Regions from separate parts of the Homo sapiens genome. Here region 1 is linked to region 2. A link is an interaction called in ENCODE POLR2A ChIA-PET data of the cell type or tissue named here. Cell type or tissue: Caco-2. All regions are shown on one strand. Each heading gives the region's core, and the rest is flanking DNA. Links, peaks and the distances in the headings are about the cores only. Region 1 overlaps TTLL5 (tubulin tyrosine ligase like 5). Region 2 overlaps TTLL5 (tubulin tyrosine ligase like 5).

The links. ChIA-PET counts read pairs that join two places held together with the same protein. Peaks named below come from ENCODE experiments on the same cell type or tissue, not always from the same donor. Only the 100,000 strongest peaks of a DNase experiment are listed, where the experiment ranks them.
Region 1: POLR2A ChIA-PET joins it to region 2 with 10 read pairs; 4 of 35 experiments call an interaction of 5 or more read pairs at or near these places.

What each region holds. Positions count from the first base shown.
Region 1 is chr14:75,910,045-75,921,922 of GRCh38, forward strand. All of the region lies in intron 31 of TTLL5 (tubulin tyrosine ligase like 5), which reads left to right. Among named protein-coding and RNA genes, the nearest start is that of TGFB3, 66 kb to the right of the region's middle. RefSeq lists an enhancer at 7,215-7,716. In Caco-2, for the core only: no CTCF peak of the experiment used is centred there; a DNase peak (open chromatin) is centred at 4,687.
Region 2 is chr14:75,805,961-75,817,838 of GRCh38, forward strand. All of the region lies in intron 27 of TTLL5 (tubulin tyrosine ligase like 5), which reads left to right. Among named protein-coding and RNA genes, the nearest start is that of TTLL5, 150 kb to the left of the region's middle. RefSeq lists an enhancer at 6,236-6,741. In Caco-2, for the core only: no CTCF peak of the experiment used is centred there; a DNase peak (open chromatin) is centred at 6,131.

The sequences.
Region 1 (11,878 bases), core at 1,638-9,637, 100 kb after region 2:
GTTCATTGGCCTTGAAGAAAACCAGAGAACTCCATTTCTAAAATGGATTAAGAGATAGGCTATGGAGGAAGATAACATCTGAAAATTGATATTTTTTTCTTGCTGAACTGGCAAAATCCCAAGAGAGGAGTGATGATTCTTCAGTTATTAACAATTACTACTTTGTTATAAAGAGACACGGGAAGTACAGTGGCCCCTTTCTCAAATTACACTTACATTACAGAAGCACACACACCTCTTGGAAAAAAATGCCTGGCAGCCTGGATTGTTAGAATTGTGCCTACTCCTACATCTTGCTGCAGAGTTGTGTGGTCCTGTGTAATATCCATGCACTTTGGACAGAAGACGATCTAGTCTATTCTTGCAGTCCTGAACTGGGCAAGTAACCAGCATAAGGCTGCCCTTCTTTCTGTCTTTATATATATCACTCCAGGTTATCGATCTGTTCACTGTGGTTATCCATCCTGTGAACCCACACATCTTATAGCCACATACCTTTGCTTTATTGTCCTCATATCCTCAGGGCATAATTGCTCCTGAAAGTTCTAAAGAAAGAAAATGACATGCTAAGCCACGCCTGTCTTTGGAAAAAGCAAGCTTTCCACACGGAAATATTTACACCTCTGCTTACCTGATCTGTAGAGTTTGAACCAGGTCCCAAAAAGTGTAGGTAGATAATAGCAGGGCTTGGAGAATGATGACTTGAAGTGTATTGCCCTGTTGGCATGATTTGTATTGATTTTTATCCTGTATTCTTTCAAATTGTGATTATAAAGAAAAAGACTCAGATTCTCTTAAGTCCTCAAAATGAAGAGCATTACTAAAACTAAAACAGTAGTCTCTTATACTTCTTTGTTCTCGTCTTTTGAACATGCAGGTATTTCCAGTTTGCACCATAGATGTCAAGGGGCTCCCTTCTCTTAAAACTTGAATGCAGGGTTTTTTTGTTGTTGGGGGGTGGGTGGTTGGTTGCTTTTGTTTTTGTTTTTGTTTTTTTGAGTCAGAGTCTCGCTCTGTCACCCAGCCAGACTGGAGTGCAGCGGCATGATCTCAGCTCACTGCAACTTCCGCCTCCCAGGTCCAAACAACTCTCGAGCCTTCGCCTCCCGAGTAGCTGGGATTACCGGCATGCGCCACCATGCATGGCTAATTTTTTTTTTTAATTTTTAGTAGAGACAGTGTTTCACCATGTTGGCCCGGCTGGCCTCGAACTCCTGACCTCAAGCGATTTGCCCACCTTGGCCTCCCAAAGTGCTAGGATTACAGGCATGAGCCACCGCGCCCAGTCTGGTTATGCAGTTAGTTGATACCAGAGAGGAGTAGCTTGAATGTGTGGACTTGCCTTCGCTATAATAAAACATAGCCTCTATCCCCATTATAAAATGGGGAAAGAAGTTAGAAAACCAACCTGATTTTAAGATGATGAGGTGAAGAAAAAGCAGCTGCTTAGAAGTTGCTGTATGTATCATTTAGTTGTTTGGTGTTGGTTAGAAGAATCACTCTTATTTTAATATCTAATGAACTGAAAAGTGAGAGTGAGGTATTTTCCTTCCCTTTTTATTTATTTGTAATTTGATTCCCAGGGAAATTAAGACTTGTGACAAGCCCAAATGAAGATATTTTGGAATTTGACAGGAGAGTTTTTTAACTTATGCCTAAGCTTCAAATTATATTAGGCAATAAATTATTGATAGTTTTTAATCAGATACTGGAATATGGAATTTTCAAAATCACAACTCAGAAAAATGACCGCTCACAGGCCTTCTGTTTTATATTTATTCTTCCTTTTTAGTATTCTCCAAAATTAATCATCATCGTACATGTGTACATTTATTCTTATTATTACCACAAGAGCCTTCTGATGATCGAGAGGAGAGAGACCCTCAGTTCACCTCTGGAAGGGAAGTTGTTGTACATGAGCACAGGGAGGAATCAGTCTCAAGAGCCAGACCTCCTGAAAACCTGCAGCGTTGCTGAGAGAATCAGCAGCTTTACTGGCTGAACAGCAGCTCGGGTTAGCCCATCCCGTGGCCAGGTCATTTGCTGGCTCCTCCGCAGCCAGCTTCCATTGTTGTCTAGGCTGACAGCTCCGCCCTACTCATGACGTGACTCTCTCTATGGGATTGTTTCTCTCCTTTTTTTTTTTTACATTCAGTTTTCAGAAGACAGAATGGAATACTTCTCATTCATTCCTCCAGCAAAGTGCCCCTGGTGGGCAGAGCTCTCTCTCCCAGGCCTTAACTGGCCTAAATAAAGTGGGTGGCAGCTGCCTTCCAGACAGATGCCAGCCTGGTACTAGGGTAGTATGATTGTGTGATACAAAGCTGCCAATGTATGCATGTCTGACCATTTTTTCAGATGGGATTGTAGCTAGGCAGGTACAGCATAGCCTTTTCATGTCCAGCATAGGGTCTTAAAATATAAAACCACATGCAATAAAATAACAAGGTATAAAGGGAAAGTCAGGGCCAAAAAACAAGATAATTCCAAGTTTTCAAATATCAGCCTAAATAAACTTATTGTCGTTGAGGTGAAATTTGGTTCTAAGATTCCTAATAGGCAGGGCAAACAGGGAAACATGATAAATTGGAGTATATAGTTCTCACAATCAAAAAGGAAGAAATACTCCAGGGAAAGTCAAGATATTTCCTAGTATTGGTTCTAAAGGAAGTATTTTACATACTTTATATACAAGACACCTAATAAAGTAGTAGTCAACTGCTAATGAACTATTAAAAAATAGTCAATAGTAGCTTCTCAGTCAACAGGCCAATAGAGTGCTGTGTTTCATATGCCTACTCCTTGGCATGAACTGTGCAAAGATAAAATATTATAGTACACGTCAATGAAGACAGTTTTGTGAGGGGACAAAAGGAATATAGTCTAAGTTTCCTTGTGGTCTTCGTAATCCAAGGGTAAGATAATGGTTATTTAGAGGATTGGGTGAATTGCATGTGTCTTAGGCAATCCTAAATATAACTTCTCTCAATTGATTGCTTGATAAGAACTAGTTGTGCTCTTAGGCAAGGATCCAGATACCTGGTCTTTTATCTTACTGTTTGAAGATGCGTCTATTAATATATGCTTGGGAAAGCAGGTGGCAGAGGTAACATCTTCTGAAAGCTTTGGCAGCTAAGCAGTATTCTCGCTCTATCATGTGGCATGTTGATTGTCTGCTCCCTGACTCCCATACACAGTTTCCTCTGCCTAGGCACCATCTCCCCACTTTTGCTCCCTCCCTCCCCAATATGCCTATTCCTGTTTGTCCTCAACCACTTTTCTCCTGTCCAGCCCTACCCTATGTTAATCTGATTTAGATGCTTTTGACTCTGCTCTTTAGAACTCTGTAATTACCTCTATCATGGCTTTTACAATACTCTAGGATCTTTATGGTTACTTAACTGCTCCCTCTACTAAGCTTGAAATTTCCTGGAATGCGAGGATCAGGTCCAAGTGGACTCTAAAACTCTAGGGTCTAGCATAGTGCCCAGCCTGTAGTAGGGGCTTAAGAAATCCCAATTCAGAAAAGAAAACAAAAAATAATAAGGTGACAAATAAATAACCAAAAATAAAAAAGAAATTCTGATTGAATAGATGAATGAGTAAATTTTCATATTTCTGCCTTTTTTTATTCTTCTACTGACATTTGGAATACCTGCCTACATATGCAAATTCTTCCTATTCTTAGGCCAAGCTCAGTGGCTCACACCTGTAATCCCAGTACTTTGGGAGGCCGAGGTGGGCAGATCACTGGAGGCCAGGAGTTCAAGACCAGCGTGGCCAACATAACGAAACCCTGTCTCTATTAAAAATACAAAAATTAGCTGGGCGTGGTGGCACACGTCTTTAGCACCAGCTACTCGGGTGGCTGAGGCAGAAGAATTGCTTCAGTCCAGGGAGGCAGAGGTTGCAGTGAGCCAAGATTGTACCACTGCGCTCCAGCCTAGGCGACAGAGGAAGACTGTTTAAAAGGAAAAAAAAAAAAAAAAATATATATATATATATATATATTTTATCCCCTAAGGGCCCAGTTAAGTTTTTTGTTTTGTTTTGTTTTTGTTTTTATTTGTGTTTTGAGATGAGTCCCGCTCTGTCACTCATTTATCTTGTCGTTTAAAAAATTCCTAGAGACCTACAATTTATATCACAAAGTTTAACACTTCTTCAGATTTTGTCATCTTTTATCACTGCTTACTTTTTGGGTGAATTGTCTCTTCAATAAGACCATAAACTTTTTGAGGGCAGAATTATATCTGTATGTTTCTTCAATCCCTAGTAATACCCAAAATGTTTCATTACTTTGTATTGTAGACCCTAAAGAAAAGAACACATACATACATAAAACTTTTCTGAAAAATAGTCCATTTCCTCTGTTCTCCTGGATTTAAGTCAAATGCCTAACCTCAGAAGATAAAATCTTCTAATGAAGATTTCATAAAAAATGCATTTTATTATTAAACAGTCTTCAAAATCAGAATAACCTTCCTTATAAATTACCTGGTATTTCTATCCCATTTCTTGCAACATTGTAAAACTACTTCCTGTAAAATAATGAATGATTGATCACTACTCTTGTTTTTTTTTTTTTTTTTTTTTTGAGACGGAGTCTTGCTCTGTCGCCCAGGCTGGAATGCAATGGCCCAATCTCGGCTCACTGCAAGCTCCGCCTCCCAGGTTCACGCCATTCTCCTGCCTCAGCCTCCTGAGTAGCTGGGACTACAGGAGCCTGCCACCATGCCTGGCTAATTTTTTGTATTTTCAGTAGAGACGGAGCTTCACTGTGTTAGCCAGGATGGTCTCGATCTCCTGACCTCGTGATCCGCCCACCTTGGCCTCCCAAAGTGCTGGGATTACAGGCATGAGCCACTGTGCCCGGCCGATCGCTACTCTTTAGATAACAACATCTGCTACACATTCCCAACCTTACTATAACTTGTTACATGGTAGATTTCAGTATGAAGATGTTCCATTTTAGACCACATTCAAGAATCTCATTATAAGGGAACAAAGTTAAAATGAGATTGAATTTATTTGGAAAACATTCGCTTTCAGCTTTTTTTTTCTCCCCTCTACATCACCTAACTAACTGGAATTGTTTATTGCACAGATCAGATTTCTCTTTTGAACACTGAACTGTCTTTCTTATCTTCTGAACTCACCATGAATTCTTTAGGTTCCTCTTAAGTTGTGTAATACCTGAAACTGAACACCACACTCTAATCTGACAGGTGTTGAGTATTGTGTAAAATTTATCATCATGGTTCCGGAGTCATATGTTACACTTTAAATGTGCACAGTATTCCCAGAAACAAAACCAAAGTTCTCTCAACCCTTACTTGTTACCTTCCTTACTTCTTTTTGCTTCACAGGGCCATGCAGCATTACCACTGCTGTTGTCAGTAACAATACCTAAGTTTTGTAAGAATTCCAGAATGCAGGGTGGAAAGATCATAACTGTGAAGTTAGACTGACCTGTGTGGGCCCTGTCACTGTCCAGTTGGCAACTTTAGGCTAATCACTTAACCTCTTTCAGCCTCAGTTTCCTCATCTATACAATAAGCATAAAAATATCAATCTTGCAGGATTGGGATATGAAGATGATAGATTGCCTCAATAGCAACAGCAAAAATTCCTGTATAAAAATGGGTTAGAATAGACATTCAAAGAAGATATGCAAATAACTAATAGGCACATGAAAAGATGCTCAACATTGCTAATCATAAGAGAAATGCAAATCAGAACCCATGGTGAGATACCACCTCACACCTTTAGGATGGCTACTATTAAAAAAGCAAAAAATAAGTCGGACATGGTGGCTCCTGCCTGTAATCCTAGCACTTTGGGAGGCCAAGGCAAGAGGATCACTGGAGGCCAGAAGTTCAAGACCAACCTGGGCAACACAGTGAAACACCGTCTCTACAGACAATAAAAACAATTAGACAGGCATGGTTGCACACACCTGTAGTCCCAGCTTCTTGGGAGACAGAGGCAGGATTGCTTAAGCCCAGAAATTCAAGGCTGCAGTGAGATATGATCGGGCTGCTGTACTCCAGCCTGGGTGACAGAGCAAGACTGTCACAAGAAACAGAGAGATAGAGAGGGATGAGGGGAGGAGAGGGAGGGGAAAGGGAAGAAGGAAAGAAGGGAAGGAAGGGAGGGAGGGAGGGAAGAAGGGAAGGGAGGACTAAAAACTAACAAGTACTGGGGAAGATGTGGAGAAATTGGAACCCCGGTGTACTGTTGGGAATGGAAGATGGTGCAGCTACTATGAAAAACACTATGGTGGTTCCTCAAACAATTAAACATAGAATTACTGGCCAGGTGCAGTGGCTCACACCTGTAATCCCAGCACTTTGGGAGGCTGAGGCAGGAAGACTACTTGAGGCCAGGAGTTCAAGACCAGCCTGGGCAACATAAGGAAACCCTGGTTCTACGAAAAATAAAGTAGCCAGGCACAGTGGCACATGCCTATAGTTCTAACTACTTGGGAGACTGAGGTGGGAGGATCACTTGAGCTGGGAGGTCGAGGCTGCCATGATCCATGATCACACCAGGGCACTCCAGCCTCGGTGACAGAGCGAGACTCTGTCTCAAAAAAACAAAAAAATTGAATTACCATATGATCCAGCAATTTCATTCTGTGTGCGTATGCCCAAAAGAATTGAAAGCAGAGACAGAAACAGATATTTGTATCCTCCTAACAGCATTATTCACAGTAATCAAAAGACAGAAGCATCCCAAGTGTCCGTCGGCAGATGAATGAGTCAACAAAATGTGGTCTATGTATTCAGTGAAATACTATTCAGCCTTCAAAATAAAGGAAATTCTGCAATAAGCTACAGCATGGAACTTTCAGGACGTTATGCTAAGTGAAATGAGCCAATCACAAAAAGACAAGTACTATATGATTCCACTTATACAAGGTACCTAAAGTAGTCAGAATCGGAAAGGTAGAAAGTAGAATGGTGGTCAGCAGGGGGTGGGGAGAGAGGGGAATAGGATGTTTTTGTTTAATGGGCACAGAGTTGCAGTTTTGCAGGATGCAGAGTTCTGGAGCTGAATGATGGGATGGTCGTGCAGCGTGAATGCACTTAATGCCACTGAACTGTACACTTGAAATTGTTAGGATGGTAAAGTTTATGTTACATGTATTTTGCCACAATTTTTAAAGAAAGATTATAGATTGTGTATGTATTATACCCCAGATTAGGTGTTTTTGTTTTCTCGATTTTGCATTTGAGGAAACTAAGGCTGAGAGAAGTTAAGTAGCTTGTCCAAGCCACACGGTCAATGATGGAGCTGAAATTCACACCCAAGCAGTTTTTTTCTAGAAGCTGCTGAACTGCTTCTTCATCTGAAAACTCGGCCCGTCAAGGTGATTTCATTTTATCAGCTTCCTTTCCTAATGGAGCTAAGCGGCTGGTGATCAGGCCCTGTGGCCTCCGCCTCCCTGCAGTGTCTGGTTGTTATCTCAAATGGCTCATTAGGGGGATGCCTGGCAGTAGGGGGGCATGTGTAGTTTAGGCTGGCTGTCTCTTTATCCAGCCATTTAACTTTCTCTTATTTAGATGGAGCCAGACCTGGAGAGGGAGGATAAGGAGCAAGGTGGGCCTTCTGCCTCTACTCCCCTGGGTGGGGGTGATCTGGGATCTTTCCCACATGCCCGAACCGCCTTCGAAGGGACAGCAGTTCTGGTTGGCAGAGGAAACATGGATGTAGATGAAGCTCTGCAGCAGAGGGTGGAGCTGAAGTGAGGAGGTAGGAGGTGGGGGAAAAGCCGAGAGGGCTTGGGAATCACCCCTGGATTAGTTAAGAGAGCATTCCCTGCAGGTAACAGAAACTCCGAGAAATCAGTGGCAGGGTAAGTAAGGGATTTATTTTTCTCACATGTCAAAAAGTCTGGAGACAGGAGGTCCAGGGCTAGTGCTGCTCTTCAGAGACATAACTGAGGAGCCAGGCTGCTCTCTTTCTGCTCTACTAACTCTAATGCATTGGCTTTCATTTTGCTGGTCATAAGATGGTTTCTGTTCCTACCGGCATTGTGTCCATGTTTCAGTGAGAAGAGGGGGAAGGGCAAAAGACAGATGCCAGGTCAATCTGTCCCCCTTTCAAAAACACTTTCTTGGAAGCCCAGCAGTTCTAACTACCATATCATTGGCCAACACTGGCTCCCTTGCCTACTTCTCCTTAGCAACAGAGGTGTCTAGAGAGGTGGTCTTTTAGCTGGGCACATTGCCTTCCCAGTCAGATCTGGGCTCTTTTATTGAGGAAGAAGGGGGGATGGCTAATGATATACATCTACTGGTTTCAATCACAGCACATTTTCTTTCCAGAGACTCCACCCCTGCTGGAGGAACTTCATCACACTTCTGCAGCCCCTCTACCACCAGCTTCTTGACTGCTATAAATAGATACGTTGTTCCTTGACCCAAATTTGCCCCAGTCCTGTCTACTAGTACATGGAGTTGGGGGTCCCTATTACCTTTCAGTTACAGTAACACATGAGAGCCCTCATGTTTCTGGAAGTGTTTAAAAGGTCACCGTAAATGAGGAAGATGGAAAAAATGAGCCATAGAGAAAAAAAGTACCCTATAAATATACTTATCAAAATTATAAATTTGCTCTGAGTACAATATAAAATTATGATATATCACATTCATTCACATAAATTATTTACTATTTGATTATCCTTCAGCTGAATAATGACTATGTATACTCTTAAATTATGGAGATTAATATTGTTATAACTTTAATTTTATTATGATAGTAAATTCTGTTCACGAATGTTGTCTTCCTAAGATTTGCTCACAGTATAGCTGCTTTAAACACTGAGACAAGTTATTAATGATTCCTGTTTCATTTAAAGAAAAGCTTCTGGCCAGTCGCAGTGGCTCACACCTGTAATCCCAGCACTTTGGGAGGCTGAGGCAGGTGGATCACGAGGTCAGGAGTTCGAGACCATCCTAGCCAACATGGTGAAACCCTGTCTCTACTAAAAATACAAAAATTAGCTGGGCATGGTGGCACGTGCCTGTAATCCCAGCTACTCGGGAGGCTGAGGCAGGAGAATTGCTTCAACCAGGGAGTCAGAGGTTGCAGTGAGCTGAGATCACGCCACTGCACTCCAGCCTGGCTCCAGAGCAAGACCGTCTCAAAAAAAAAAAAAAAAAAAAAAAAGGAAAAAGAAAAAGAAAAGAAAAGCTTCCTTGTGCTCAGGTCTTTGCTGAGATTCTCCAAAAAGAATAGGACAGGGAGGGGCCTGGTAACTTGAAAAATCCAAAACAGAAGTTCACTCAGCAGTATGGAGTCATAATTTTAAAAAAGGATTTTAATCTAATAGTGAATATAAAGCTACAGTAACCAAAACAGTATGGATGGGATAGAATTAAATGTCCAGAAATAAACTTATATATCAAATAGCCAATTGATTATTCAGTGGACTAGTCTCTTCAACAACTATTCAGTGGTACCAAGACTATTCAGCGGAATAGTCTCTTCAACAACTGGCATTTGAACAGTTGGTTATCCACATGCAAAACAGTGAAGTTGGACCCCTGTTTCACATCTACACAAATATTAACCAAAAATTGATAAAATACCTACATGAAAGGGCTAAAACTATAAAATTCCTAGAAGAATACATAGGAATAAATCTTCATGTCGTTGGATTAGGCCACAGTTTCTTAGCTGTGATACCAAAAAGTACAAGCAACAACAAAATTAGACAAGTTGGACTTCATCAGAATTTTAAAATTATGTGCTTCAACGGATACCACCAAGAAATGTGAAGGACAAACCGGGTGCAGTGGCTCACACCTGTAGTCCCAGCATTTTGGGAGGCCAAGGCAGGCAGATCACTTGAGCTCAGGAGTTTGAGACCAGCCTGGGCAACATGGCAAAATCCCATCTCTACTAAAAATACAAAAATTAGCCAGGCATAGTGCCTCACGCCTGTAAGTTCCAGCTACTGGGGAGGCTGAGGTGGGAGGAATGCTTGAGCCCAGGAAGTGGAGGTTGCAGTGAGCTGAGATTGCACCACTGCACTCCAGCCTGGGTGAGAGTGAGATCCTGTCTCAAAAGCAACAACAACAACAACAACAACAAAATGAAATGTAAAAGACAGCCCACAGAGTGGCAGAAATTATTTGCAAATCATTTATATGGCAAGGGACTTGTATCCAGAATATATACAGACCTCTTGTAGCCCAACAATAAAAAGATAACCCAATTTTTTTTTAAATTTAAGTTCTAGGGTACAAGTGCACAACGTGTAGGTTTGATACATAGGTATACATGTGCCATGTTGGTTTGCTGCACCCATCATATTTCTCCTAATGCTATTCCTCCCCCAGTTCCCCACCCCTCGACAGGCCCTGGTGTGTGATGTTCCCCTCGACCCCTGTGTCCAAGTGTTCTCATTGTTCAGTTCCCACCTGTGAATGAGAACATGCGGTGTTTGGTTTTCTGCTTTGTGATAGTTTGCTGAGAATGATGATTTCTAGCTTCATCCATGTCCCTGCAAAGGACATGAACTCATCCTTTTTTATGGCTGCATAGTATTCCACGGTGTAAATGTGCTGCATTTTCTTAATCCAGTTCTGTCACTGATGGACATTTGGGTTGGTCCAAGTCTTTGCTGTTGTGAATAGTGCTGCAGTAAACATACAAGTGCATGTGTCTTTATAGTAGCATGATTTATAATCCTTTGGGTATATACCCAGTAATGGGATCGCTGGATCAAATGGTAATTCTAGTTCTAGATCCTTGAATGGTTGAACTAATTTACACTCCTAACAACAGTGTAAAAGCGTTCCTATTTCTCCACATCCTCTCCAGCATCTGTTGTTTCTTGACTTTTTAATGATTGCCATTCTAATTGACATGAGATGGTATCTCGTTGTGGTTTTGGTTTGCATTTCTCTGATGACCAGTGATGATGAGCATTTTTTCATGTGTGTGTTGGCTACATAAATGTCTTCTTTTGAGAAGTGTCTGTTCATATCCTTTGCCCACTTTTTGATGGGGTTGTTTGTTTGTTCCTTGTAAATTTGTTTGTGTTCTTTGTAGATTCTGGATATTAGCCCTTTGTCAGTTGGGTAGATTGCAAAAATTTTCTCCCATTCTGTAGGTTGCCTGTTCACTCTGATGATAGTTTCTTTTGACATGCAGAAGCTCTTTAGTTTAATTAGATCCCATTTGTCTTTTTTGGCTTTTGTTGCCATTGCTTTTGGTGTTTTAGTCATGAAGTCCTTGCTCATGCCTATGTCCTGAATGGTATTGCCTAGGTTTTATTCTAGGGTTTTATGGTTTTAGGTCTAACATTTAAGTCTTTAATCCATCTTGAATTAATTTTTGTATAAGATGTAAGGAAGGGATCCAATTTCAGCTTTCTTCATATGGCTAGCCAGTTTTCCCAGCACCATTTATTAAAAAGGGAATCCTTTCCCCATTGCTTGTTTTTGTCAGGTTTGTCAAAGATCAGATTGTTGTAGATGTGTTCTGTTATTTCTGAGGCCTCCGTTCTGTTCCATTGGTCTATATATCTGTTTTGGTACCAGTACCATGCTGTTTTGGTTACTGTAACCTTGTAGTATAGTTTGAAGTCAGGTAGTGCGATGCCTCCTAAGCTTTGCTCTTTTTGCTTAGGATTGTCTTGGCAATGTGGGCTCTTTTTTGGTTCCATATGAACTTTAAAGTAGTTTTTTCCAATTCTGTGAAGAAAGTCATTGGTAGCTTGATGGGGATGGCATTGAATCTATAAATTACCTTGGGCAATATGGCCATTTTCACTATATTGATTCTTCCTATCCATGAGCATGGAATGTTCTTCATTTGTTTGAGTCCTCTTTTATTTTGTTGAGCAGTAGTTTGTAGTTCT
Region 2 (11,878 bases), core at 1,675-9,674:
TACCTTTTCACTGGTTTCTTGGCCAGTCTCTTCCTGTTCACCCTAGTCTTTGCTTTGCTCTGAAAGATTCTTTTTTTTTTTTTTTTGAGATGCAGTCTCACTCTGTTGCTCAGACTGGAGTGCAGTGGTGCGCGATCTCAGCTCACTACAATCTCTGCCTCCCAGGTTCAAGTGATTCTCCTGCCTCAGCCTCCCAAGTAGCTGGGATTACAGATGCCTGCCGCCATGCCGGGCTAATTTTTGTATTTTTAGTAGAGATGGGGTTTCACCATCTTGGCCAGAGTGGTTTCAAACTCCTGACCTCAAGTGATCTGTCCGCTTCAGCCTTTCAAAGTGCTGGGAATTCAGGTGTGAGCCACTGTGCCCGGCCATAATGGATCCTTTCCTAAATCACAAGTCTCATCATGGTACTCTTCTGCTTAAGAATCTCGAGGGCCTTCTGTTGTCTATAATGGGAAGCCCAGGCTGTTAAATGTGATTCAAAGCCTTTATTTAGAATCTGGCTCCAGGCTACTTTTCCAGCCTGTCTCCCTACTATCACACATGTTTTTGTGCAGCTCAACTAGAATTTCTGTTAGTCTCCATGCCTTATGCTATCTTCTCATGGAAAATGTTCCCCAGTTGCCATGTCTAATCTGGGCATCTGTCCAGGCTCAGTGTAGATGCCACTTCACTCATATGCATACTCTTTCACTCATCACACTAGGTATGTCAAGATAGCTCTCTCTTTTAACAGACAGTGAACTCCTTGAGGGCAGTGTCCTTTGCTGCCTCAGCACCTGACTCATTGGTAGTACTCAAAAAATGTGCTGATTCGACTGGACTACAAGGTAATTCATTGAGAATTGGATCATGTCCATTTTTTTCACCAGTTTTTTCCCAGCCTGCTAGATATTAATAGTATGCACTCAGTACGTATTTTTTGAATAAATAAGTAAATGAAGAACCCTCTGCTGCCTTAGCCAGAAGTCATCTTTCTATTCTGTGTGCTCCTTCATTCCTTCATTACTTTTTATAACAGATCTATTATAATTATTTTGCATCTTTTCTTTCCTGTTTTGCACTAAACTACATGATGCAGTTCTTTCTAACTCATCACCTAGCGCAAGGCCTTTCACTTGGCAGTCATCACATGCTTGCTAAATTGAAAAGAATTTCTTTTTTACATTTTGTAGGTTTTTATATTTTCTTTAAAAACGATTGATGGCTGGGTGCAGTGGCGCACTCCTATAATCCCAGCACTTTGGGAGGCCGAGGTGGGTGGATCGCTTGAGCTCGGGAGTTCTAGGCCAGCCTGGGGAACATGGCAAAACCCCAACTCCACAAAAAAGACAAAAATTAGCCAGGTGCGGTGGCACGTGCCTGTAGTCCCAGCTACTCTGGAGGCTGAGGTGGGAGGATCGATTGAGCCCAAGAGCTGCAGTGTGCCATAACTGCACCACTGCACTCCAACCTCGGCTACAAAGTAAGAAAGACCCTGTGTCAAAATTTTTTCATTGATAACACCATACCTGCCCTTCATAATTAAGCAGTTGACATTAATCAGATGCTTACTTTGTACTAGGCACTGTGCCAAGGACTTTATATGCATTATCTCTTTAACCCTAATGAGGTGTAGGTACTTACTTTTTGCCAATTAAGATGAAGAAATAGAAGCTGGTAGGATAAGTGACTCTGCTAATGTCACACAGATGGCAAGTTACTGTGCTAAGACTCAAACTCAGCTCTGTCTGACTCTGTGCTCTTTACCTCAGTGTTTTTCTGTCTCTTTCGGTGTGAATAAGGACTCAAACCTCTCATTAGACGAAAGTGACCGAACTTCACCCTGTGAGCTTGTTGTTCCATGATGTTGCTACAGAGTTGTAGCCAAGCCTATACTTGTGCCTGCTCAGAGAAACAAGGAGTTGAACTTTGTTTTCTTGATTTGAAATGCTTCTCTAGTTCTTGAAGCAGCTTGCAAAACATGTGGCTCTGTTGAGAATTATCAGTTATTTGTTGGGCAAACTCCTCATCAGATTATTTTATAGTATAGTCAACTGATTCTTCGACCAGACAAAACTCAGCCTTGTTAATCACTAGAGATGCAATAAGAATAGATCTTATGATGGCAGCAGCAACTCCCCCTGTCAACACACAAAATCTACATGTATAAATTGGAAACCCTACGAAGAGATTTGCCCATTTTGTCAGGTTTCCCAGGAATGTCTCTGGCAAATCTTGATCTGGAACTCTGTCTGGATTTTGGAACACTAAATGTCTATATATATACGTATATTATGAAAATGATGGAGCTCAGCAGAAAGAGAAGATATGCCAAGAGAATTTAGTGCTGAGGTATTGGAACTGCAGAGATTCCCTGCTTTTCCTGACCCCCTTTAAAATATAATTAACATTTAACCCTTCTCTCCTGGTGATTGGAGTGTGAATTTCTTGAGGTTTATTTTATCAGCATCCAGGAATTGAAGAAGGAATTGAATTGTGGCTAGTGATTTAATAAATGCTCGTGAAGTGCTTTTGGAGGACTGTTCAAAATGTAACTGTTTAAGATAGTTCTTTTCATTTTTCTGATTGAATATATTCTCTAATATTTCTCCATTGGTGAAAATCTTGTAATTGGTGCAGATCTGGCACTTTTGGTTTTCCTCTTCTTTTACCTTGAGTGAAACAGATCTTGGTCCACTGATATTTCCTATTCAAGGATTACCTTTTGCTCTAGCAAAACAGGTGAAAACAGGAACAGATCCTGTTCCAGATCATTCAGAGCCCCATGGCTGCAGGAATCAAAGCTATGGCATGTTCAATTGATCCAGTCATATTCTTTTTTTCTTATTTTTTAAAATTTTTATATAGAGGTGAGGTCTCACTGTGTTGCCCAGACTGATCTCGAACTCCTGGGCTCAAGTGATCCTCCTGCCTTGGCCTCCCAAAGTGCTGGATTATAGGTGTGTGCCACCATGCCCAGCTGATCCTGTCAGATTTTGATATAGCTATACATATCAGGATATATATAAGGAATATATATATATATATTCTTTATATATGAACACCACAGAGAACATTATTTTCAAATGACATTGAGGTAGTTTTGAGGATAATATGAATGCACATTTAGACAAATTTATCCTTTTATCAGTTGAAGTGATTCTTAACCTTTTTGGATTCAGAAGTCTCTTGGAGAATCTAATTAAAGCTTTATTCCTCCTCCTGAAAAAATATACACTCAAACTTATAAATTTGCATTAATTTCAAAGGGTTCAAATACCTTCACCCTCAATCAGGCTCTGTCTTGATGCTCCATGGACTTATGGTCTCTAAGTTAAGATCCCCTGAAAGTGTTTAGGTAGCATATAACCATTAATATCAATAATTTGGCCCAAACTCCAAATCTATGAGTATCTTTGTTTTATACATTCTTTATATATTTCAGTGATAGCCCCACATTAGGCTGTAATCTCCATGAAGGCAAGGATTTGGGGGTTATTCATATATCACAGTGTTACATATTTTGGGGGGTACATATGATGTTTAGATACATCTATACAATGTGTTATGATCAAGTCAGAGTAATTGGGATATCCGTTGCTTCAAAGATTTATCTTTTCTTTGTGTTGGGAACATTAACAAGTCTTCCCTTGTGACTATTTTGAGATATACAATAAATTGTTAACTGCAATTTTCCTACTATACTTTCGAATACTAGAACTTATTCATTTTATCTAACTGTATTTTTGTACTCATGAATCAATATCTCTTCTCCTTCCCCTTTTTCCCTTCTCAGCTCTGGTAACCATCATTCTATTCTCTATCTCCATGAAATCCACTCTTTTAGTTCCCAGATATGAGTGAGAACATGCAATTTTTGTGTTTCTGTTCTTCACTTATTACATTTAACATAATGACCTCCAGTTCCATCTATGTTCTGCAAATGACAGGATTTCATTCTTTTTGTGGCCGAACTATATTCCTCTATGTATATATGTCACATTTTTTTTAATCCATTCATCCGTTGATGGACACTTAGGTTGATACCCAGCAGTGGGATTGCTAGATCATATGGTTGTTGTATTTTTAGCTTTTTGAGGAACCTGTATACTGTTTTCCATATTGACTGTGCTACTTGACTGTTTTTTGTCATTGTTTTATCCTTAATGCTCAAAAGAATGGCAAGCCCAGAGTAGGTGCCTGAGAAATATTAGTTTGAATTAGTGAACTAATCTTAGGAAACAGCATTCCTAGACCTTCTCAGACAAGAATTATCTAAAATTTTTCTGGACCTGCTACAATGAGGAAATTGAGCTATGGCAAGATTATAAACTGCATTGGGAATGCTTTGCTACCAGTTACTCCCATGTTAAGCTCTTATTAACTAAATCATCTTCTCTCTCTCTCTCTCTCTGTTTTTCTTTTTGAGACAGGATCTTGCTCTGTCACCCAGGCTAGAGTGCCACCCAGGCTGGAGTACAGTGGTGTGATTATGGTTCACTGCAGCCTTGAATTCCCAGGCTCAAGTGATCCTCCTGCCTCAGCCTCCCAAGTAGCTAGGACTACAGGCATGCACCACCATGCCTAATTTTTTAAATTATATTTTGTAGAGATGGGGTCTCTTATGTTGCCCAGGTTGGTCTTGAATTTTTGGCCTCAAGTGACCCTCCTGCCTCAGCCCCTCAAAGCACTGTGATTACACACATGAGCTACTGTGCCTGACCCTAAATCTTTAATGCTTAATTTTCTTCTCCATTTCGATAAATAAGATGCATGAAATTTGCAGACATCCTTAGTGAACCTGAGATTAGTTTGAGTCCATTGCAAATGGTTTCTTAGGCCTTTGCAGTTTCAGGGGCATGAAGAAACAAATATACACATTGTGTGCACAAGGCACAACATCTGTATGTCAAAGCTGTTATTTCATCCATTTAAGATCAAGCAAAAATCCTCTCTAAAATTATTCAGGGCACAGCAAGAGCAACACATCTCTCAACTCTAGTCACTGATCATTTTATTTCCCTGAATTCTAAAGCAGTCCCTCCCTTGTGGCCCAGGCAAAAAGAGGTGATTTGGGACTCCTAATTTCCTTGATAGCCTTGCAGAGACATTAACCACTTTTCTACTCAACTGGTGAAACTAGCTGCTAACTGGAGGTAGGGGGTGGGAGGGAGAAATAGAGGGGGTGGGGAAAGAGAGGGAATGAAAGAAAGAGTGTGTGTGTGTGTGTGTGTGTGTGTGTGTGTATGTGTGTGTGTGTGTTTGGGAGTAGAAGGGTCTGCAACCAAGGTTCTCATATAGCATGGTTCTGTCAGAACCTGTGAGCAGGCTTACTGTTGTCTACTAGATCAAGGACAGAATCATTAGTCTGACATTCAAGGGCCTCCCCAAGCTGTTTATCTGTCTGTCCCTATCTTCTATGACGCGAAGCTTTTGCTGAATTAGACTACTTTCTGTTTCTCAGATGTTCTCCCTGCTTGTCTGACGATTTTTCTTTCCTCCTACCTATTATTTTAGGCCCAGCCCAGATGCCATTTTTTAATTTCTTTAGCTGTTCTTTTATGGCACTTACTGCATTCTGGAGGTCTTAAATACTGCTTTTTGTCTTACAATCTTGTCTGGCCTAGTAATTATAAATTCCAACATGGCTTGAGGGCAGGGAAGGGCCACGTTTTTATCTGCACATGCGTTAGCGCTTTCCTCAAGGCTTTACCTGTGATAGGCAATACAGCACTTACTATCTTTGAGGTGTGGACTTCTCTTAAGCATTCGGGACTGCAGCATTTTTGAGAGCATGCAGCATTGAAATAGCTAGGCTTGTCTTCAAACCCTCTTCACATACCAAAAGGTTATGTATCTGGGTGGATGGTGGGTATCTTCTAAGAATCAACAGGGAAGCTCCATCATATTTTAATTATAGTGCTGGCAGCAGTACGACTTTTAACAAACAGCAGTAACAAGAAGTAACACTTGGGCGGGCCAGCCACCGGAAATTGGCCTCTTTCTCTGGGTTTCTCCTACCCCCTTTTCAATCCATCACCTGGATTTATTCCTGCTATAATTTAAACACCTGTCTAGATGGTATGCATGCAATGTGTCCCTACCCCACACATTCAGATATTTGCTCACCTGCCTTATTCGGAAGATTGGCTCTAAAATAAACAGTGATTTGGTACTAAAGGAAAAACGCACTGAGGTCACCGTGGCAATGGACATGAGGCAGAGAATGGGAGTGGAACATCTGGATAAGCTGCTCCAGGAGAGTGGGAGCAGAGGAAGAGGAAAAGCAGGAGCAGGGGGAGGAGGAGGAGAGCAAGGGGTGAAACATCTGCCAAGCAGGCCCCAAAGCTTAGGTGGAGGTAGGATCTTGTGACCAGATTTCCCACAGGCAGTTACTCACTTAGCAGCAGCCAGCTAGAGGGAGGCAGGGGCAGAGACATGTGGAACAAGTTGACTGTTTTTAGGCTTAAATTTCTTGTTTTTTTGTTTTTTCGTTGTTACCACTATTTCTCAGGGCAGCATAGCAAGTAATCTTGGAATTTTCTGAAGTTTGTCCTAAGCTGTTTTGTCCACTTTTGCATTCTTGGCATATTTAATGATTACTCTTTTTAATGTTTGAGCATCTGAACAACATTGAGAAATAGTAAAACCTTAAAGTTGCTAATGAAACTATTTTCCCTTCTCATTCCCCTTTGTTGTTTTGTAACTTGTCTTCACCCCATCAAAGGCATTTCTGCTGTTTTTTGGAAAATCCCCTGCCCGTGAGCTTTGTGGAGGAGAGGAAGCATTGAATGGTTCCTTTTACCTGTTCTCTCGTTTCCTTAGCTACCATTCCTGGTAACAAGTGCTTCTCAAACTCTGCAATGCAAGTAAGTTTCCCGTGGATCTTGAAAATGCAAATTTTGGTTCAGTGCAGCTGGGGCTGGGGCTGGGGCTGGGGCTGTGGCTGGGCCAAGATTCTGCATTTTTAATATGCTCCCAGTAATGCAGGTGCTCTTGGTCCAGAGACCAAATTCTAAGTCGCAAGGCTCAGTGGTACAAGGCAGTGAGATAACACAGTGATTAAAACAACAAGATTGGGAGAATTTTCATCAGGCAGACCAGGAATTGAATCCAGGGGCTGACACATAATAATTATTTGTTCTTGAGCAAGTTATTTTATCTCTCAACCTCAGTTTCCCCATCTACCTGTCTTGAAGACTAAGTAGGTTAATATACATAAAATATGCTTAGCATGTTGCCTGGAACAAGCTGTGTGTGTGTGTGTGTGTGTGTGTGTGTGTTTCAGACAGGGTCTTGCTCTATTATCCAGGCACTGTGTGTGTGTTTGTGTGTGTGTGTGTGTGTGTGTGTGTGTGTGTGTGTGTGTGTGTGTTTGAGACAGCGTCTTGCTCTATTATCCAGGCTGGAGTGCAGTGGTGTGATCTCAGCTCACTGCAGTCTCAACCTCCTGCGCTCAAGCAATCCTTCCCACCTCAGCCTCCCTAGTAGCTGGGACTAGAAGCATGCACCACCACACTCAGCTAATTTTTATATTTTTAGTGGAGAAGGGGTTTCACCATGTTGCCCAGACTGGTCTCGAACTCCTGGGCTCCAACGATCCACATGCTTTGGCCTCCCAAAGTGCTGGTATTACAGGTGTGAGCCACCGTGCCTGGCCCAAACTGTTTTTGAATTTAGCCGTCATTAGTATTAATATAGTTTTGTTGTTATTATTACTGTAGTGGATCTAAAACGTAGCATATTAAAATTGATTATAGTAGAACGTTTTAAAGGTCCAAACACAGACTTATAAGCTTCTTATGTGTATATACTTGTGTTTTTCACTTAAAGATGTTGATTAGCTTTACCAGTAGGGCATGTTCTTTGAGTCATGGTTTCAATTAAAAAAAAAAAAAAAAGCTATAGGTTTTCAACTATCTCCTGTCTGTTTTCCAGACCCCTTTGTGACCAATAACATGAATTCGTAGGTTGGCAAGCCTAGATTTAATAGCACAGACACTAGTTATTAGCCCAGAGAAGCCAACTGGCCCAATGGCTATGACCTCCACTTTAATATCCTAATATAGGTTGAGTGTCCCTAATTTAAAAATCCAAAATCCAAACTGCTCTAAAATTTGAAACTTTTTGAGCCACCTACATGATATTTCAAGTTTTCAGATTTGGGATGCTCAATTGGTATAATGCAAATATTCCAAAATACAAAAAAATCTGAAATGCAAAACACTTTTGGTCCCAAGTATTTCTGTTAAGGGACAGTTAACCTGTACTACTAACAAAAATGGTGAGCCAGTGATTGATTTTGTGAGTGGTGCTGTCTCTTCATGTACTGTAAGCCTGTTCTTTTAAAAAATTATTTAGCAATGAAATGTTGATCATCGTTGTATATCAGGTACCTGTAAGTGCTCTTTATCACTTTCTCTTCATTTGATCAGAGCTGGTTTTGTTATGTTATTTGGAGAAATGTAGATGGATAGAGAAGTGGATGTAGCCTGGTAACGTCTATAATCATCATCTTTCTGTCCTGTTAGGGAAGAAACCTTCAGGTATGAACCCTAATTGGCTTGTAGGGTTTATTAAGGTCTCATCCGATACTGGGAGATTTTCCCTGCCCTTAGGTCTTCTCTAGGCAGGACAAGGCAGTTCTAAAGCCAGAATTGATGCTTAGATTCGTTTTTGTTCAGTGACTCCTTCTGCCCATTCTGGAAAAAAGTGGGAAGCTGAAAAGAAAGACCAGAGGTTTTCTTACTTAATTTAATCTAGAGATAATTTGCTTGGTGCAAAATTTAGTCAGGTGTAAATCTGTATACGTAACATTTAGCCAGATCTGATTGAGAGTCTAGAGCTGTGCTGTGCAATAAGGTAACCACTAGCTACATCTGGCTTTTAAATTTTAAATTATATAAAGTTTAAAATCCAGTTCCTCAGTCATAGCAGGCATATTTCACATGCATAGTAGTCACATGTGGCTAGGGGTTACTGTATTGAACAGTGCACATTACAGAACATTTCCATTATCACAGATCATTCTAGAAGATAGAAAATGATTTATTTCACTTGTTTTTCTGATAGATCAGTGATGGCTACTTGGAGAAATGTGTAAAGAAGATTCTGAGACCATCTCCAAGTCAGCCCCGAGTTGCTTGATTATGGGTTAGCAGTATGAGTCCTAGGAAGAGACTGCTGGGTGAGGGATGTAGGGGTGTTAGCTCTGGCATATGTGCTGAGTGTCTTCTAGACAAAAAATCCACAAGTCTAAGAATAGAATATTTAATCTAGAGGGGCAGGTTATTATCATTTGGTAGGAACAGATTTTTTGTTTTCTTTTAGCAGGAATCCTTTAGAGAGAAAGGTGAGAAGCTTTTAAAGTTTTCTCATTCCTTGTATAGTCTCTCATTTAAGTAGCAGTCACTTTTGCTGTTTCTCAAATTAACAATGATACTTTGCTTTTGCATAAAACAAAATCACAGTGGCTGCCACTTCTTGGTTTATCCATCACATCAGGAATGGTTGTTATGTGAATAAACGTAACCCTCCAATAATCCAAAAGTAATTTCATGATCAAGTCACTTTTTACCTGCCAAGAAACAAAACTGGCCGAGGATGTTTTTCTTTGTTTTACTTCTTTAATGTCTTCTGATGAAAGATAACAAGTGGGAAGTAAAATCAAAGGGAAAGAAGGAAAAGCTGGTATAGTTTTGTCAATCTCTGTATAATCACTGTTTTAAGAATTTGAGGTCTGTATCTGATGATATTTTAAAAATCTCTAATAATTAAGGGTAACTAGGATTGTTTTCCTACTAGTTTCCAAACTAGAAAAGATTTTTAAAACTGGAGTACCAGTTCTGCAACTTTTATGTGACTTTGAGCAAATTGCTTATCATAACCTCTCTGAGCCTTAGTTTCTCCACTTGTGAAATGGTGTGGAACAGTATCTACCTCTGTGAATAATGGGTAAGGACTAAGTGAAATATAAAACCCAGAGTGCCTAACACCGCTACTGTAAGGACTCATTAAACCATATTATTTGGGAAAAGTAGACCACATGCGCTGGAAGGCGAACACTCTCTGTTCTGTCTTGGCCCTGCCACTTACAGGTGTGTGACTGTTGTCTAGTTGTTTACCCTCTTTTGACTTTGGCTTCCCCTTTTGTAAAATGGGTAACAGTAGAACCTGTTACAAAGGGATTGCTTGGGGTTAAATGAGATAATGCACTTCAAGATCATGCAAGAACCCAGCACTTTGGGAGGCCAAGGCGGGTAGACCACTTGAGGTCAGGGGTTACCAGCCTGGCCAACATGGTGAAATCCTGTCTCTACTAAAAATACAAAAATTAGCCTGGTGGCAGGTGCCTATAATTCCAGCTACTTGGGAGGCTGAGGCAGGAGAATCACTTGAACTCAGGAGGTAGATGTTGCAGTGAGCCAAGATTACGCCACTGCACTCCAACAGAGTGAGACTCTGTCTCCAAACAAGAAAATAAAACCATAATGCAAGATCATTGCACATAGTGAGTGTTCCATAAGTGGTAACTGTTAAGATGCATATGATGATGTTTAAATTAGGGGCAGTCTTGCCAAAGGATAGGTTTACTAAATCTTTTATCTCCTCTCCTTTCCATTCACTAATCTCCAGACGATATCATTTATACTAAACATGGTAAAGTGTGCACATTGTTTATTTATTGATATTCCCCTATAAATTATTAAGCCTCCTTTATTAAGTTCTTGGCACAACTAAAGCAGTAATTGGAGAAGCTGTTAGTTATCATAAAGACCTTTCTCACTGTACTTTTTCTGTAAGTTTCAAGATCATGTCTAATATAAAAGGTCTGATGGTCAAATCAGGGCAGGAAAGCAGAGGAGTCAGTGTGGGGCAGGAGTGAGTTCAGGAGTACAGGGAGTCTGGTTCATTGTCTGAAGGCCTGACCTACATTGCCCCTAGGATATAGGAAGAAGGACAAGGCATTTCAGAGAAACTAGTGGCCAGAGAAGTTACTACCATAATTTGCTACTATATCTTCCCTGTCTTATTTTTTTTTTTTTTTTTTTTTTTTGAGACAAGAGTCTCGCTCTGTCGCCAGGCTGGAGTGCAGTGCGCTATCTGAGCTCACTGCAGCCTCTGACTTCTGGGTTCAAGCAATTCTCCTGCCTCAGTTTCCTGAGTAGCTGGGACTACAGGCTCACACCACCACGCCCAGCTAATTTTTGTATTTTTAGTAGAGATGGGATTTCACCATGTTGGCCAGGATGGTCTCGATGTCTTGACCTCATGATCCACCCGCCTTGGCCTCCCAAAGTGCTGGGATTACAGGTGTGAGCCACCACGCCCAGCCTCTTCCCTGCCTTTTAGTTAGCATATGCCCTTCTTCTCCCCCTTGTAGAAGCAGTAGGGGACAGAAATGATAAGTCATATATGGCCGGTGAGTTTTTCTTCCAAAGACTGGTCCACACTAGAGGGTGCAGCCTCCACAGACACTGGGAATTGCTCCTGACCTATGGAAAACAACTTTCTTTCCAAGAAAATTATTTTTAGTCCTTTGGTGTAAAGACACAGTCCTGAGTTGTTTTCACTTACTGAATTCTATAACTAGGAATGAAACACTATACTCTTGCTAAAAATGACCTTTTTTCTTTCAGAATTTTTAGGGAAAAAAAATCATAATTCTCTCATTTGTAGTTTCAAAATTATTAGGCCCTTAGAACATTTTATAGCCAAACATTTGCCTTGGAATTAACATCTCCAGTCTGATGACTTTCACTACTGTTCTCTAGTGTCTCATGCTTAAAATCCTGCATTCAGCTTTGTGTCTTCTCTCTCTTCAACAGTCCCGGTGCATCTTACTTTGAAATGCTTCTCACAACCATTCTTTCTTTTCTTTTCTTTTCTTTTTTTT